2 separate regions of the Homo sapiens genome follow, and region 1 is linked to region 2. Evidence: chromatin loops called from intact Hi-C (ENCODE). Cell type or tissue: gastrocnemius medialis. All regions are shown on one strand. Links, peaks and the distances in the headings refer to the core of each region. The heading gives the core; the rest is flanking DNA. Region 1 has its middle 52 kb from the start of LINC03125. Region 2 overlaps LOC124904963 (a long non-coding RNA gene).

Region 1 (8,780 bases), core at 602-8,601, 510 kb after region 2:
AATCTATTCTAAAATTATATGAATCTCAAAGGACCTCAAATAACCAGAGCAATCTTTAAAAAGAGGAACAAAACTGAAAGTCTTTCACTTCTTGATTTCAAAACTTACTACAAAACTGCAGTAATCAGGACCTCTACCTTTCACCATATACAGTCACCAACTCAAGATGGAGAGAAGATGTACATGTAAGACCTCAAACTAGAAGAATCCTAGAAGAAAACCTAGGAAACACCATTTTGGACATCGGCCTTGGGAAAGAATTTGTGACTAAGTCCTCAAAAGCAATTGCAACAAAAACAAAAAATGACAAGTGGGACCTAATTAAACTAAAGAACTTCTGCATAGCAAAAGAAACTGTCAACAGACAGCCTCCACAGTGGGAGGATATATTCACAAACTATGCATCTGACAAAGGTCTAGTATCTAGAATCTATAAAGAATTTAAGCAATTGAACAAGCAAAAAAAGACCCCATTAAGAGGTGGGCAAAAAACATGAACAGGCAAATTTTAAACAAAGACATATAAGCAGCCAATAAACATATGAAAAAGATGGTCATTGTCACTAATAATCAGAGAAATGGAAATCAAACCATAATGAGATACTATCTCACACCAGTCAGAATGACTTTTGTTAAAAAGTCAAAAAACACTGGGCAAGGTGGCTCACGCCTATAATCCCAACACTTTGAGATGCCAAGATGGGTGGATCACCTGAGGCCAGGAGTTAAAGAGCAGCCTGGCCAACATGGTGAAACCCTGTCTCTACTAAAAATACAAAAATTAGCCAGGGCTGGTGGCAGGCATCTGTAATCTCTCAGCCACCAGAGAGGCTGAGGCACGAGAATCATTTGAACCTGGGAGGCAGAGGCTGCAGTAAGCTGAGATTGTGCCACTGCATGCCAGCCTGGGCAACAGAGCAAAACTCTTTCTAAAAAAAAAAAAGTCAAAAAAAATATCAGATGCTGGTGAGGCTACAGAGAAAAGGGAGCACCTATACACTGTTGGTGGGGATGTCAATTAGTTCAGCCACTGTGGAAAGCAGTCTAGAGATTTCTCAAAGAACTTAAAATAGAACTGCCATTGGACCCAGCAATCCCATTACTGGGTATATACCCAAAAGAAAGCTAATTGTTCCACCAATAAGAGACACACGCACACACACACACACACACACACACACTTGTTCATTGGAGCACTATGCACAAGAGCAAAGATATAGAATCAACCTAGGTTCCAATCAACAGTGGATTGGATAAAGAAAATATGGTACATATACATCATAGAATACTACACAGCCAGTAAAAAGAATGAAATCATGTCCTTTGCAGCAATATGGATGCAGCTGGAGGCCATTATCCTAAGTAAATTAACACAGACACTGAAAACCAAATACTGCATGTTTTCATTTATAAGTGGGATGTAAATATCAGGACCTCATGGATATAAAGACAGCAACAATAGACACTGGGGACTACTAGAGAAAGGGGAGAGGTGGGTACGGGTTAAGAAAGTAACTTATGAGTGCTATTCTCAGTACCTGGGTGATGGGATCATTTACCATACCCCAAACCTCAGCATCACACAATAGAACCAGGTAAAAAATCTGTACATGTACCCCTGAATCTAAAATAAAAGTTGAAAAAACAAACTACAGTAATCAAAACATTGTACTTACATAAAGACAGACATACAGAATAATGGGATAGAATACAGAGTTCAGGTTTAAATTCTCACATATATGGTCAAATAATTTTGAATGAGGGTACCAAAACCATTCAACAAGGGTAAGGACAGTCTTTTTAACAAATGGCACTGGAAAAACACAATATTCACATGTAAAAGAACGAAGTTGAACCCCTACCTTAACTATATACAAAAATTAACTCAAAATGGATTAAAGACCTAAATGTAATTACTAAAACTATAAAACTCTTAGAAGAAAACATAGAGGAAACCTTCACATCATTGGATTTGGCAATGATTTATGGATATAGCAGTAAAAGCACAAACGACAAAAGAAAAAATCGATAAATTGGAATACTTCAAAATTTAAAAATGTTGTGCACCAAAGGACACTGTCAACAGAGTAAAAGCAATCCACAAAATGGAAGAAAATATTTGCAAATCCATATATCCAATAAGAGATTAATAGCCAGAATTTCTACAGATTTCACAACTGAAAAAAATGAAAACGAAAACAACCGGATTAAAACATTAGCAAAGGACTTGAGCAGACATTTCTCCAAAAAATATATACCAATTAACTTTATGGGATTTTTCCATCTTGGTAAGAACAGGCACTATTCACAGCTCTGAGTAAGCTTGGGGCATTGCTCAATCTAAATCTTTCAGATGCTTCTTTCCCCAGCCTTCAACAGAACCCATTAACAATTTGCTGAATATTTGAGGGGGACCCTCGGCATATCTTCAGAGCTCTCTTGCCCACTGTCTCCATGCACGTGTCTCCTCTTTGGTACTCATCCTATCAGTTCTAGTCAGTGGGTTCTCCCTGGACTCTCCACTCTGTGTCTTCAACTCAGAGTCTGCCAGGCTCCAGCTGGCTTCTCCTTCCTTGTATGTATTCTTTTTGCTTTTACAGAGAAATAAAGTGTCACATAATGCTAAGGTAAACAAAAACCCACCTTTCCAGTGCCATTTGTTAAACAGACTGTCCTTACTCTTGCCTGGAAACTCTCAAAGCAGTAACTGGGGCAATCATATGAGTTGCCTCATTTCTTCCCTGTCTCTCAGGGCTCCCTGTCCTCCATTGCCTGATGCTCCTTGTCTTGAAACTGTCATTTTATGTATTTGGTCTAGCTTTTTGGTTTTGTTTTGTTTTGTTTTGTTTTCAGGTGGGAATATAAATCCAGTCCCTGTTACTCCATCTTGCACAGAAACAGAGTTCTGCCCATGAATCTTTAAATTATGATTAAAAACAATCTTTCCTAAGGAAAGGAAGTAATTTTGGTGAGAGCTTTTCTTCCCCAGCGACATTTCAAAAGAAATGTGTGGCCAAGCATGTAACGGGATCTCCTCATGGGGAACTCTATCTCTGCTTGGTACCCGAGGAGAGGATCTGTGGCATGAAAGCAAAGCTATCTCTAAGTTGATGCTGCAGGAAGCAGAATCTCCCCAAGAACCAGAGGAGGCAGCCCCAATGTTCAAAAAAGCTCACCACCCATATGTGACCTCTCTTAGTTCCCATGCAGGAAACTGCTTCCACTGGATGGAGAAGATAAAGCCTTTAATCAGCAAGAGGTGGCAGATCATTCATTCATCCCTGCAAACCTGGGGTTAAATCACAGCTCATCCTTGGAGACAACTGAATCCAATCTTTTTGCTTTTACAGATAAATAAAATGTCACATAATGCTAAGGTAAACAAACACCTACATATCATGAGGTCAACATTTCCAGTGAGCCCTAGGGGTTATAGCAGTGGCTGAGAGGATTTTACAGAAGACAGGGAGGCCAGAGGGAAGACAGAGAGGACTCCAGGCCCATTCCTCCTTCAGTCAAAGCCGTTTATTTTATATGTGAAGAAGATTTCATCTGAAAAATCATGGATTTGATCCAACCGCTGCAATTTTCAGATGAAGAAGAAAAATCTGTAAAAGACTTACCCAGGGTCAGGCAGGAAGTTTAACATGCAGCCTGTGATCAGAACCCCGATCTCTTGCACCTCTGTGTGATACTTTTACATCTGGGTCACAGAAGGATGCTGGTGAATGGAACAGAGGCCACAGGGGTGGAAATCCCTGATTCCTAAGGCAAGATAATGCAGACTTCACAGACTTGTCATGAGGAACCAAGAAGCAGATGAATGCAGAATGCTTTGTGAAGAGTAAGAAGCAGCACAAACCCCAGGAATTTACAACAACTGTTCTTACCTACCAGACCACTGCCACCCAACTGGGCTGACAATTCCAAGCAGGCTGCTTCTCAATCCAGCATGGCACAGGACACCGACAGCCCCACCGGGGCATTTTAAATTTTGTCTTGATAATGGTTTTCTTCACAGCAGTTTGATCTGGGGATAACTCTGTCTACCATATGACTTCAAAGAAGCTATGCATGACCTGCAAGCTGAGTCCTTCCCAAGGTTGTGCTTGCAAGGGGAAAGGGAATACGAGAGGGGAGGATGCTGAGGATCTCCGTGGGCAAGGAGTCCCAGAGAAAGGTGTGAGTTTCCAAACAACAACCTGAGAGCATTGGGATACCTTGTCTGCTTCCTCAAAGCCAGCCCAGAAGTCTAATACAAATGGACTACCTGTGAGGCCCCAGAGCAGAGCTTCACAAACACCAAAGAACAGGTTTCCTATGCTCTCTGATCACTCTGCAATTAAGTTAGAAATCAATTGAAAATAAATGTATGTTCCTTTTGATATAGACAGTTGTGTGACCACATGAGGTTTGTACAGTCCCAGGACCCAACCCCAAAGGTTCTGGGTGAACCCCTGATTGAATGGTTATTGATTGACTAACAAATTGATGTTTTTGCTTGTTTGTATTTGTTGGAGTGAAACCTGTAGCCATGTTATGACCTCTGCTTAGACTGCAGAGCAGCTCAGCAAAGCACCGGTTTGTTTGTTTGTTTTTAATTCATCATCTACACACAATCTCTACATTTTTATAGACTATTTTAGAGGAGTTTTAGTTTCACAGAAAAATTGAGCAGAATCTTTTTTTAAATAAAAAACACATTGAAAGTAAAATAAACCTCAATTTTAGACCCAGTAAAAAAAACTACCAGGCATGCAATTTAGACGTCTTCATTCACACTTCTGCTTTCATTCACACTTCTGCCTTCATTCACACTTCTGCCTTCATTCACACTTCTGCTCAGCAAATGTGTGGTGAGGATGGTGCTGTGCAACGTACTAAGATGATGGGAGGACTGGTCCACAGCCGCGTGCAGGGCAACAGGGTGGAGTAAGTGCGCAGTGGTGGCTGCGCTTGAGGCTGTGGAATTTGGTGGCCAGGCCAGCCACCCCATGATAGAAATCTACCCGATACCGACGTACACAGTGAAAAGCCCCTTCTGCCGTGCACTGAAGCCACGATGATGTAAGTCCGAGCAGCCAGGTGCACAATGGGGGCCGTTCTCAAGGGCAGGGCATCTGGTCCCCATGAACATACTCAGGGACCAAACCTCAGCCATTGGAGGGGAAAGGAGCTCCCAGTTCAACACAACATCAACACTGGGATGGTCCAGTACAGCCCCCAGTGATTCATGTCTAAGCCCTATGGATGTCTGCAGCAAGGTGATAGAAGAGAAAAGGCTGCTTTACTATAAATCATTAGGGTGTAGCAATCACAGTTTGAGATCTGGCCTCCCAGGGAGGCTGAGGAGTGGCGGGCTTCCTCCAGAGATGGCAGGCTGGGTATCGGAACAGCACCTGGAAGGAGAAGCATGACACCTGGTGGAGAGCAAGGACCCGACAGCCAGGACCCAACCCGGACATGCCACAGGGAGCTCGGAGCAGCCTCAGGGACCCCGTCTACCCAGTGGGGGTGTGGCAGGAAGCAGTGACAGCCCATGGAATTTGACAAGTCCATGAGCACATGTGAGCTTCCCTCCTAAACCTGCCAGAAATTCTGGAGGGAATTTTACAGAGCCAACATCCGACAAGAATAGGTGGGGGAAGAAGCCATGGAATCATGGAATAGGGGCTGCTCTTTATGACAATGATCCCAACAGTTGGCGAGATGGATGGAAGTGTAACTTAGTGCTGTTGTGTTGTTAACTGGCATGGTCTTTGGGGTCAGACACACCCTCTGATCCCACTGTGCTACATGTGAGTTGTGTCACTGTCATAGGTAAATTTCAATCTCCCTTGAACTCCATTTTCTCCATCTGTTGAATGATAAGCTGCTATCTCTTGGGGCTGTTCTGAAAATCAAATGAGACCGAATTTCAAGGACTTAGAACAGATCAGGTGCTCAATAAGTGGCATCCAGGGTTTTCTTGAGTAGTTTGGTGGAACTGTTCCAGCTCAGAGTAGTAACAATAGACAAAGACACAAACTGTAGGTCAGCATGAAGGGGATGTGCTAGCTGCTCAGGAGGGGTCAAAGGGTGACTCCCAGTCGGGCTTTGGAGGCTTAAAGAGTTCAGCCTTAGTTGAACTTTAGGAGTTCCTCTAAAGCAGATGAGGCGGGGGGAAGGTTGCTACAGGCAGGGGAAGGCATGAAGGCCAAGTAACAGCAGCGTGGAACTTCAGAGAGCTCCCGGCTCTCCGATGTAGGAGACAGAGGGGTGAGCGGTGGGCTTCTAACCAGAGTGGAACAGAGAAGACAGGACAGGCCTCTGGATGCATGTGGGGAGAACTGGGGGGTGCTGGTCTTAGGCATATAAATAGTTTCCCTTTTCAATAAAGCAGCTCCCTAAATGTACAGCCCAGATATCAACTCAAACCCCAAGTCCCGCAGCTTCCCCAGGATTTCTGTCCATCCCTGACATCTGTGATTTCCTGGTGACTGCCACTCTAAGCTCCTCTCCTGAGCACTTGGCTTCACTCATCCTTTCTTCTCATTCATCATTATTATTCAGCCAGTATGTATTGAGGCTGTGGGAGTTGATCATAAAAATTGGATCATTCTTGTCACATCTGACTTAAACAGACTCAAGAGGCCTAGGGGAATGCACTCAGGGCACAAAACATTGCTCCAAAAATGTAATTGTCTGCAAGCCTGGCTGCGGAAACTGCCTATAACCTATATCTCATGGCTACTAAAACACCCTGACATGACTCTAAGACTAGTTTTACCCACTGCCATCACTCACCAAGCAGAGCCTGCCAGCTCCCCAAAACTTTACTCTTGTCAAAGAACATTCTAGAAAAAAAATCTAACATTTTACCTTTTTATAAAGCCTCCTACCTCCTCTTTGTCTTTGGACATCATACTGAAGACTACCCCATCTACATGTATGCCTTGCATTGCAATTCTCACATCCCAAATAAAATGTTACATTTAAGACATCCATCTCTACAGTTTTATTCTACCTTTAACAGTGCCTGCTATGTGTCAGGCACGGTTCTAACAAAAAAAAGTGCCCTGATGGAGGGAGGTGACATTCTAGTTGGGGGTGGAGGGTGGGGTAAGGAGAGACAGACAGCAAATAAACAGAAAGCAAAATATATTGAATGTCAGATAATGATCAGTGTCATGAAGAAAAAAATAATGCACTAGTGAGGATTAACAAGCAAAAGATGCAGCTAAAAACACTCTCTTCCTCCCTCCCCACCCACCTCATCTTCCTCTGTCCCGTTACCATGCAAAGCCTGCATTCTTGGTTCACCTTTGCTGCACTGGTCTTCTTTGGGTAATGGAACCCTGCGTGTACATCCTCCATCCCTAGAGGAGTGCTGAACTCAGCTACTCAGGGGAGCATGCTTATCTGGCATCCATTTCCAAAAAACACTTTCTCTATAAATAACATGGGCAATTAAATTGTTTAGAGCACCAAGGGTTTGCAGAGAACAAACATCATGTTGTTCACATTTGAGCTGGAAGGATTACTAAATGATTCCTGTTTTTCACTCTGATTGTTAAAACCTTGATAAGTCAGCTTATTTTTATTAACAGAATCACTGGGTTCCTCCTGATACGTGATGTTCAACTGAATTAACTGAGATTGGAGGCAAAGATTGGATGCAAGGAGTAACTGGGCTCACAACAAGTTTCTATTAACAGGCTAATTAAAGCAGGTTTTGATGGTTTTAGGAAATGTGGCCTCATCTGGGCGTGCAAACAAGGGCTCTGGGTCTGGAAGAACTAATAATAGCTGTTTGGCAACACTTTGCAGCAGAGCCTTGACACACTAGGTTGCTGGTAGCTTGCATTGTTCATCCCTCAGGAAAATATTTTTGTTTTGAAACTTACTAAACTGTTTTTGGTCTGTGGGGTGATGTTAATAGAAACAGGTTCTTTTCCTCCCTCTTAATCTTTTAAAGTTTGCCAAAATAATGGAAAATCCTGGGATACCAAACAACAAAACATTATCACTACCCTCCTGCCAATGGTTATAAAAAGACCATCCCCTAAGTTCTGTTCTCCTGATTGGAATGCTTGTCTGGAATAAGGTTATGACCTGAATATGCCTTCAACAGGCCGACTCATAATCAGGCCTTATATAAATTCTTAGGGATGTTAAGAAAAAGTATTTAAAATATGGAAATAAGGCCCCAAAGTGGGTGGCGCAATGTTTTATTACAATACTGGGGCCATATTTACTAAGGCCACATAAGGATTATTTAATTATCTAGGGAAATGCACCTGTGTTTGACCTGCCAGTTACTATTATTTGAGGCTATACACTGAGATCACATGATATTTTAGAGAACTTGTCTAGGAGAAATGCATATCATTTCTGTCCTGTAGGAAAATAATGCTAAAGATTACAGTTTTATTGCCCTGCAGGACATTAACCAACCAGTGTTACCTGTAAGTCAGCAAACACTTCAAGAAGTCTTTTCTGGTAGACTAAAACCTGTTCTATTTCTTTCTGAATCAACTTTATCATCTTATTTCTTCACTGATGAGCTGAGTGAAATATCTGACTTGGGTTCATTCTATATTTGTATGAGTCTTTTTTAACTTGTTGAAAACTGTACATTGACAGGAATGACAAATAACAAAAGTGGTGGCATATGACAGGCAGCAGCAATGTTCAACTTTACCTAAGCCTGAGACCTTGGAAAACACGGACACGTAAGAAAACCCCCACCCTCCTGTTCCTGGAAATGGCTTACTGCCGAAGCCTACCCTTCCCCATGT
Region 2 (8,780 bases), core at 496-8,495:
TTCTCCTGCCTCAGCCTCTTGAGTAGCTGGGACTACAGGCGCCCACCACTGTGCCTGGCTAATTTTTTGTATTTTTAGTAGAGATGGGGTTTCACTGTGGTCTCGATCTCCTGACCTCGTGATACACCCGCCTTGGCCTCCCAAAGTGCTGGATTACAGGTGTGAGTCACCACGCCCGGCCACACGTCCTTCATGTTCTAAGACTCCCACCTCTTTCTTACCCCAGGGCCTTGGCACTTGCTTTCCTTCTGCTTTAAATATTCCTTCCCTGGAGCTCCATGTGGCTGCCACTTTCTCATCCCTCAAACTTTCTGTTGCCCTCTCAGGTAACATGGGAACAAAAAGCAAATGTTACTTTATCAGAGGCTCTCATTGAAAATCATAGCTAATGCACCCACTCACCCCACCCTCACTGCAATTTACTTTACTTTCTATCATGTTGTCCTGTTTATTTGTTTCACATCGTGTATCCCAATCTGCAATGATTTCCTTTACTTGTTTGCATAGTTTGAACTCACGACAAGGTCAAACGTAAGGTGGTTTTAAAATAATGTGTTTCTTTATCATTTTTGGAGCTAAATTTTGGGCAAGGGGACATGGGTGTTAGAGTTTGTGAATTCATCTTCTTGCAGTGGATGTGCCCTCGCTCACTGTTACTCATCCTCCTGAATGGGGTCAGGGCCTGTTTTAAATGGTAGGTGGCATTTCTCTGCTGTTAAGCATGTGATTTTCTCTGCATCAGAATCCTGGGCAGTCACTGTCTGGGTGGCAGTGGGCACCCTCTTCTGTCAGTGCTTCAAGGGTGACAAGCATCTCATTGCAAAACAGACATGATTCTTTTCACTTTATGACATGTTGATCAAACCCCTCAGATAAATTGTTGGTGCCCCATCCTGTATCCCCTCAGCCTACCTGTGTTCATCTTCAGCCATGAGGGGCAGATTGCTGTAAATTGACAACTTCCCATTCAAGCCCTTGTCTCTGCCTGAGGGCTTCCCCATCACAGGAGCCTGCTTCACTGTGAATGTACTTACCTAGAAAGGGGAGCACAGGCAAGACCCCCAGCCCAGAGAATTGAGTTTGGATGCTCACACGGGTAACCTGCCCTTGACGCCTCCATTATCTTTTTCCTTGCCTCCTCCATTCACTTCCCTACTCCCTCATTTGTGCTTCCTGGGACCACCTTCCACATAAGCTGCCTGCACCCAAGCCCTTGTCTCTGGATCCACTTTGGGAGGATCCACACCAAGCAGAACTCAATTCCCTTTTTCTTAGCAGCACTTCCTCTTTGTGCCACATCAAGATCCACTTCTGTGGAAAAAGCCTGTGTGGGCATGGGGGCTTAGGCCTGCCAAAGTCTAAGAAACCACGTGGACCACACCTGGGAATTGTTCCCCTGGGGAGTTGGAGACGTGGGCATTTTGTCCTCTACTCGTGTCCCTACCCATGTCCACCTCTAGCCCTTCCTGCCCTCTTGGCCATTTACCTTCCCTGTTACCCTTTGCTCACCGTCTTCCTCACCAGAATGGAGAACTGGCCCCTGGCAAGCTCGCCCCATGGCTGCACCTTTAAAGTTGTCTTCTCCAAGCGTGTGCTGGGCTGTCAGCAGCGTCACCCAGGAGCTGGAAGTGCAAATGCTCAGGTCCTTCCCCAGACCTGCTAAATCAGAGACTCAGAGGGTGGGCTCCACCCTTGTGTGCCCACAGCCCTCCAGGGGACTCCAGGGCTTGCTGCAGCCCTAGAAGCACTGCTCTAAAGCCATACTAATTAGCATTAGATGTATAGTTCACAACAGCTTGTTCTGCTTCTAACCACTGGTCGGAGGGGTTGGGGCCTGATTATGTAACAGCATATGATGACTCATTAATGATGAGAGATGTTCTCGTGTTTACCAATATCTTCATATCAGTTTGCCAAAGTAATTCTTGATACCACACCCAGATGCTGGGAAGAACAGGGGCTTTGGGAACTGAAGCCCTCACATTGACCTCCAGCCCTGTCAGTGCCCCATGCATCCCTGGGGTACCTTTCCCCATCTGTGCATGCTGTTCCTGGGTGCCGCTATGACCCCCACAGCCAGTGCCAGCTTCTCTCTGTGAGCAGCTGTCCCAAGGCTGCTGGAGCCCTTGTGCTCACCCTGCTTGCATGGGGGCCTGAGACAGTCCTTACCCAGTGATGGGTGGATGCAAGGGACGCAAGACATCCCTCAGGTTCAATGATTCAAGAGAACTCATAGGAACCAGAAAGGTCACCAGATTCACGATTACCTCTTACTACACATGGTTCCAACACTACACAGCAAGTCGAAGTCAGCAGTGGGAAGATGCACCTAGGGTGGGTCCCAGGAGAGCTCTAGCTGTGGTGCTCCAGTGTCCTCTCCTAGTGGGGCTCTGCAGCAGTGCTTAGTTCTCCCAGTAATGACATGGGGCAGCATGCATGGAATATTGCTGACCAGGGACACTGACCTGAGCCTTGGCGTCCAGGGTTTTTATTGAAGGCTTGGTCACGTAAACATGATGGACAATCTACATGGCTGACCTGGTCTCCAGCCCCTTGACAGATCAAGCTGATACAAGACCTCCACTGTGAATCCTATCCTTAGCATCAACTACCTGGTGTGGCCTAAGGCCTCGGTAAACAGACACTTATCAGACAGGACATTAGAGATTAAAGGACTTAGAGGCTGCCTTCCAGGAGCTGTGCCAGGGCCACACCTTTCTTTGGGCAAGGTTAACCCTTTACTACTTGCAGAATATGAATATTCCAGCTCCTTCATCGCCAGTGCGGCCTCTCTGGGGTGTGACCAGCCCTGACTCTGTCTCAGAACTCCCTAGCAGGAGGAAGCCAGAAGCACCCACGTGGTTCCTGGCTCACTTTTTTCACTCCCCAGTCCCACCTTTCCACTGTCTTGCCTCTTTTTGTTGTTGTTGTTCTGGGAACACTTTCTAATAAATCTTCACACAAAGACTTGTTTCAGATTCTGCTTCCAGGGATCCTAAAATAGGACACTGTAAGAATTTACAAAGTGATACATTTCCTGTATTTCATTAACCTGCTTATGTGAATTACTGTTATTTTCAAACCTCAGAAATTAGCTGCAGCTGCTCTTAAGATTAAATCTGGAGAAGCCAAGATAGAACTTGGAGTTGAGTCTCGCAGTGGCAACCGGGTCTAAGGAAGGGTCACCTGGCTAGAGCTGGAGTTGACACCCAGCCGGTCCAGGAGGGGCCGCTCCCACCAGGGACTCCAATCAGAGGTGAAGGGTCAGGGTGAGGAGAGAAATGCTCTCACTTCCCTCTTCCTCTCACCTCCATCTCTTGACATCACTTCCCGTTGGATGAACCTAAATGGAAGCCAGTAGGCAAGAGAGCCTGGAAAACAGCGTTTGCAGGGGGCGGTTGTGAAATGGATCTAAAGGCAAACAACACGTGATGGACACATGTTTCGTAACCACTGATAGAGAAAAAGGCAATAGAAAAACATTGATATTAACTTAGTAGCACTTTGGATAATTAAAGCTAAAACAAAATCAGAAGCCAGAAGAGCTGTATATACTTACAAACAACAGTGCAAATGTGTGTGCAGCACCTGTTGGGAGGCCCTGGCATTAATTCTAGGTCCCTCCATCCTTCTCTAGGGGTGAGCAGCCAACAGGGTGGTGCTTTCTCTACTAGAAGAGTCAACAGCCACAACCCCTCACCCCAACAGCTTCAAATGACATGCCGAGAACAGCACGTAGAATCCCCTTATGTTTACATGGTGTTGGTGCCCTTTGAAAATCTGATTAGCTCTTTTAATTACCATGGACCCTTTCAGCACTTAGCTGGTAAATAGCTAACTCTAATTAATAACTCTCTGTATGCTTGGGAAATATCACTTATTTTACTGTCTGTCCTTCTGGTGCCAGTGGCTGCCAGAGCTCAGCACCTGGGAGTGACCCCACTTCACTGTCCCCTGACCTTCCACTGTTGCTCTGCCTCATTCCCCTAGACCCTGAAGCTTCTCCACCTGAGGGGAACGGGATCAACTGTGCAAACTGCCCAGAAAGCAGGCATGCCAGGGAGCACTTCCTGGACTGTCTGTAGTGAGCTCTGTGGACAATGGGTGTGTTTTTCTCTTTAGGGCTATAGATAAACCACCTGACGGCCAAGCTGTCTGAGCGCTATGTGGTTCCACCATACGGAAGCATCTGAAGAGCTGGCGAAAAAGCTGCCAGCACCCTAGGGGGTAGAGTTCGCGTCTCTGACTGCTGTCCCATCCCTGCTCCCAGAGAAGTGCCTGGCATGTAGCAGGGCTGCAGTGTGTCTTTGTGGATGGAACAAGCCCTGATATTTGGGCCAAGCAACCAAATGCCAGGCTGGTGGTCCCACATAAGTGTGGTGGAGTGGGTCTGCCTAGCCACCCACCAGCTGTTAAGGAGGAAGCGGTGGTGCCTGTGGTCCATAGAGCCTGAAGCCTTAGTTGGTGGTTGATCTGCTTTCTGGGAGGATCAGAAATTCCCAAACTTTAATCAAGTAGCGTTCCAGATGAGTCCAGCGACTCTGCACAAAAAAACTGGAAGCCCTCGAAGGAGACCTAAGTTCAGATCAGGGCTCACACGTTTTCTGGCTACTGGATGTGTTTTTCTATTGCACAGATTTGCAGGCGCTTTAAATGAGAATGTGTGCCCCGGCACTTACTAAGCACATCAGCGAAAGCTTCACAGCGCACCATCAGCCAGGCCTGCTGCTGCTAGACCCTCTGCCAGACACTGAGAAGGAAGACGTTTGTGCCCTAGGTCAAAGGCAAACCCTGGGTCCTAGGGAATGTCATTGAGGTTTGCTTAAGTAAAATGTTTTCATTTAGGTTATCTATGCCAATAAAATGATGCAAAATTCATAAAAGCAGGTGGAAGCAAAATCGTGTCTGAATGTAGGACCCTCTTCTAGTTCCCTTTTGAAGCAGCCGCTTAGGCCGTCTGCAATTAAGCCGATTTGACAGTAGAGGGCAGCAGAGGGTGCCGTTTCAGGGTTCATTCGGCCGCACAGGCACAAGCTCCCTACCGGCTCGGCCTCAGCCGGAGGCCCTGGCAGAGCTAACAATGGCCGGCTCCGCCAAGGCGCGAGCAATGAGCTGGATAAAGTCTCAAGCGACCCCCAGCTCAGGCCTGATGGAGAAGCTGGTTATGTGCACAGCCTCTAACTCTGACCAACAGCAGGTTAGGTCAGAGGCAGGACTAAGGGGAGACACATTCCCGGTGTTTCTTTTCCTTGTCGGCATGTCCAGGGTGTGGGGCAGCTGCCGGATAACCCCAATTGGGGTTATCGTGGTGTTCAGGCTTCCCTGTCCCTCCTGCAAGCAGCGAGCAGTACCTTGAGCCTGCAGGGAACATATGAAGATGAAGAACCTCATCTTCTAACTCCTCCAGCTCCCAGAAAGCTTGCCTGGAAGCTTCCTCCTTGGGCATCCTCTCCCGGTGGGGATGGCTGGGCATGGCCAGACAGCCCTTCTTCCTTCCTCTCTCCATCAGTGCTGAGATGAGCACGGTGAAAATATCCAACAATGGGGAAGAGAAAAGATGGAGGCAAAATGCAAGCACTTGGAGAGGAAAGAGGGCCTGGGAAAAAAAAGTGAATCACATTTTGAGCCATTTTCCTTGTTTTTTGTTTCTAAAGATGCTGTTGCCCTAGCTCTGAGTATCAAGGTTAGTAAGTGATCCACGCAAAGACAGTGGGACTCTGGTTCCTTGTAGAAACCACCGATGAACCCAAGCTATTTTATTTTTTTAAATTTTATTATAAGTTCCGGGATACATGTGCAGGATGTGCAGGTTTGTTACGTAGGTAAACGTGCCATGGTTGTTTACTGCACCTATCAACCCATCACCTAGGTATTTAGCACTGCATTCATTAGCTAGTTATCCTGATGCTGTCTCTACCCCTGCCCCACGACAGGCCCCAGTGTGTGTTGTTCCCCTCCCTGTGTTCATGTGTTCTCATTGTTCAGCTCCCATTTATTATTATTATTTATTTTTTTGCAAAGTGAAAGCAAGGTTATTAAGAAACTAGGCCAGGCACAGTGGCTTACGCCTGTAACCCCAGCACTTTGGGAGGCTGAGGGGGGTGGATCACGAGGTCAGGAGTTTAAGAGCAGCCTGGCTAACATGGAAACAAAACCCCGTCTCTACTAAAAGTACAAAAAAAAAAAAAAAAAAGAAAAGAAAAAAAAATTAGCTGGGCGTGGTGGCAGTCGCCTGTAATTCCAGCTACTCGGGAGGCTGAGGCAGAGCATTGTTTGACCCCAGGAGGCGAGGTTGCAGTGAGCCTAGATCATGCCACTGCACTCCAGCCTGGGTGACAGAGTGAGACTCAAAAAAAAAAAAAAAATGTAAAGGAATAAAGGAATGGCTACTCCGTAAACAGAGCAACCCCTAGAGCTACTGGTTGCCTATTTTTATGGTTATTTCTTGATTATCTGCTAAACAAGGGGTGGATTATTTATGCCTCCCCTTTTTAGACCATATAGGGTAACTTCCTGACATTGCCATGGCATATGTAAACTGTCATGGCGCTGGTTGGAGTGTAGCAGTGAGGATGGCCAGAGGTCACTCTCGTCGCCATCTTGGTTTTGGTGGGTTTTGGCTGGCTAATTTTTTTTCTTTTTTCTTTTTTTTTTTTAATAAGCAAGGTCTTTATGATCTGTATTTTGTGCCGACCTCCTGTCTAATCCTGTGACTTAGAATTCCTTAACCGTCTGGGAATGCAGCCCTGTAGGTTTCAGCTTCATATTACCCAGCTCCTGTTTAAGATGAAGTTGCTCTGGTTCACATGCCTCTAACATTCCCTTTTATAAGAGAGCCCTTAATCCTAAGGGTTGCAGAGGGACAAAGATCCATCTTCTGTAACTTCTTCAGGCTGAATAGGGGCAATGATATTGTCTAACTATGAGGGTCTCTTGCATTCAGGGTAGAGAGGCAGCTCCCACTTATGGGTGAGAACATGCAGTGTGTGGTTTTCTGTTCTTGTGTTAGTTTGCTGAGGATGATGGCTTCTAGCTCCATCCACATCCCTGCAAAGGACATGACCTCTTTCCTCTTTATGGCTGCATAATATTCCATGGTGTATATGCACCACATTTTTTAATCCATTCTATCATTGATGGGCATTTGGGTTGATTCCGTGTGAACCTAAGCTAATTTCTTACCCATTCCAGGTTTCATATTTTTATTCAGGCAGGCACCCCTCCCTGGAGTTTATCCATCTACCTCTCTGTCTGAAAGGAAGGTCTACTGGTCCCCACACTTACCTCATCCACCTGCTGAGCTGCCATACTCAGGACTGGCTCTTCCCCAGGCACTGGGAGCACCCATCCCAGGCCACGAGAAGATCAGTCAGCAGCTCCCAGCTTAGTAAAGTCAGCCTCAGTGTTGGTTGTGTTGTCCAGCGTGTTCTGGGGGTCAGATGTCCCATATTTTACCCAGATATCCTCATAACCCTGTTCTTGCCTGGGGTACTAACCCAACTAGCTCAATTCTGCTTGTGCCCTATTTCTTGGTTCCTGGACCCAGGAAGCACTTCCACCTCCCCAAGTTGTAGTTCTCATGTATAGAACTAAAGTTCGTGCCATCTCTGAGGACAAGGGGCAGCTTCTATGTTGTTTTTTTTAAAACAAAATATTTAACATAATATTTTTTAAAACTTCTATTTCTTGGGGAACTCAAAGCATTCCTTGAGCCAAGGTCTGCTCCTCAGAGGTCATATTTGGGGGTGGTCCACAGAACCCGAGAGAAGGATGCTAGGGGAGCTGTAAGCAGAGGCTGGGGGTTCTGGTCCTTCTGCTCAGCCAGTCTCAGCTCCAAGGAGTGAGGCTCCATGTTGGATTCCTATCTCTGACAGTAACCATGGCCTGTCTTTTCTTTGCAAAACAATTCCAAATTTATCCTCTCTTCTTTCATTTAAGAAAATTAACTCCTGCGTTAAATTGTTCAGTCTAATTTCAATTGTTCAAATTGCTCAATCTTTGGTTCCCTCATAGCACCATCGTTTCACAAGGATCTTGGATGGAAGCCACTCTGGGTTTTAACTTCATAGTCTTTATGTCATCATAATGCCCACGGTGCAGAGTGCAGGGTGCCTTAGCCCTGCCAATAAAGCCAGGACTGTTTAACACTCACTCCTTCCTAAACTGGGAGAGAGCGAATCTGGTTCAAAAGTGCACCAGAAATATAGAGCAATTGAGATGCTTAAAGATATGAAGCCCAAGAAATATTCCATTAAAAATGGCACAGTCTAAGGCAGCTCAAGCTCAAAATAAATGAAAGGTTCAGGCTGGGATAACCCCACCAACATATTCAAGAAGGGAGCTATTTCTGGATTGACCACATCTGACCTCCAGCTTCATTTCTTGCTGCTGTGGGGACTAGATAGGCAACAGGAGGAGAAAAGGAGAGGATTTTTTGGTTTTTAGGCCCAAGCCTCTGGCCCACACTGATCCCAAAGAGGGTATCCTCAGTTGCTGCTGCCTTTCTGTCCTCTTCCAACTTATTTCCCCAAACGCAGGCCAGCGCTGTTCAATAGAACTTCGTGCCATGATAGAAAGATTCCATAACTGCTTGTGCAAAATGATAGCCACCTGCCTCGTGTGGCTACTGAGCACTTGAAATCTAGCTGCTGCAACTAAGGACGTATTTTTTTAAACTTTATTTAACAGCAGTTAAAGTTTAAAAATTAAAATGGAAATAGCCATGCACAGCTAATGACTGTTGTAATGGATGATGCTGTTCTAGATGATTAATGATCCTG

The links. Peaks named below come from ENCODE experiments on the same cell type or tissue, not always from the same donor. Only the 100,000 strongest peaks of a DNase experiment are listed, where the experiment ranks them.
Region 1: it touches region 2 in a loop (6-fold over the local background); 11 of 110 quality-filtered maps call a loop at or near these places.

Annotation. Positions count from the first base shown.
Region 1 is chr20:23,195,719-23,204,498 of GRCh38, forward strand. No RefSeq gene overlaps it. Among named protein-coding and RNA genes, the nearest start is that of LINC03125, 52 kb to the left of the region's middle. In gastrocnemius medialis, for the core only: a CTCF peak has its summit at 5,451 (motif pointing left); a DNase peak (open chromatin) is centred at 5,473; H3K27ac peaks cover 1,317 bases.
Region 2 is chr20:22,686,828-22,695,607 of GRCh38, forward strand. LOC124904963 (a long non-coding RNA gene) reads left to right here. Exons shown (of 2, transcript XR_007067729.1): 2 at 4,637-4,883. Among named protein-coding and RNA genes, the nearest start is that of LINC01747, 5.9 kb to the left of the region's middle. RefSeq lists a silencer at 4,978-5,077. In gastrocnemius medialis, for the core only: a CTCF peak has its summit at 4,976 (motif pointing right); a DNase peak (open chromatin) is centred at 5,064; H3K4me3 peaks cover 386 bases.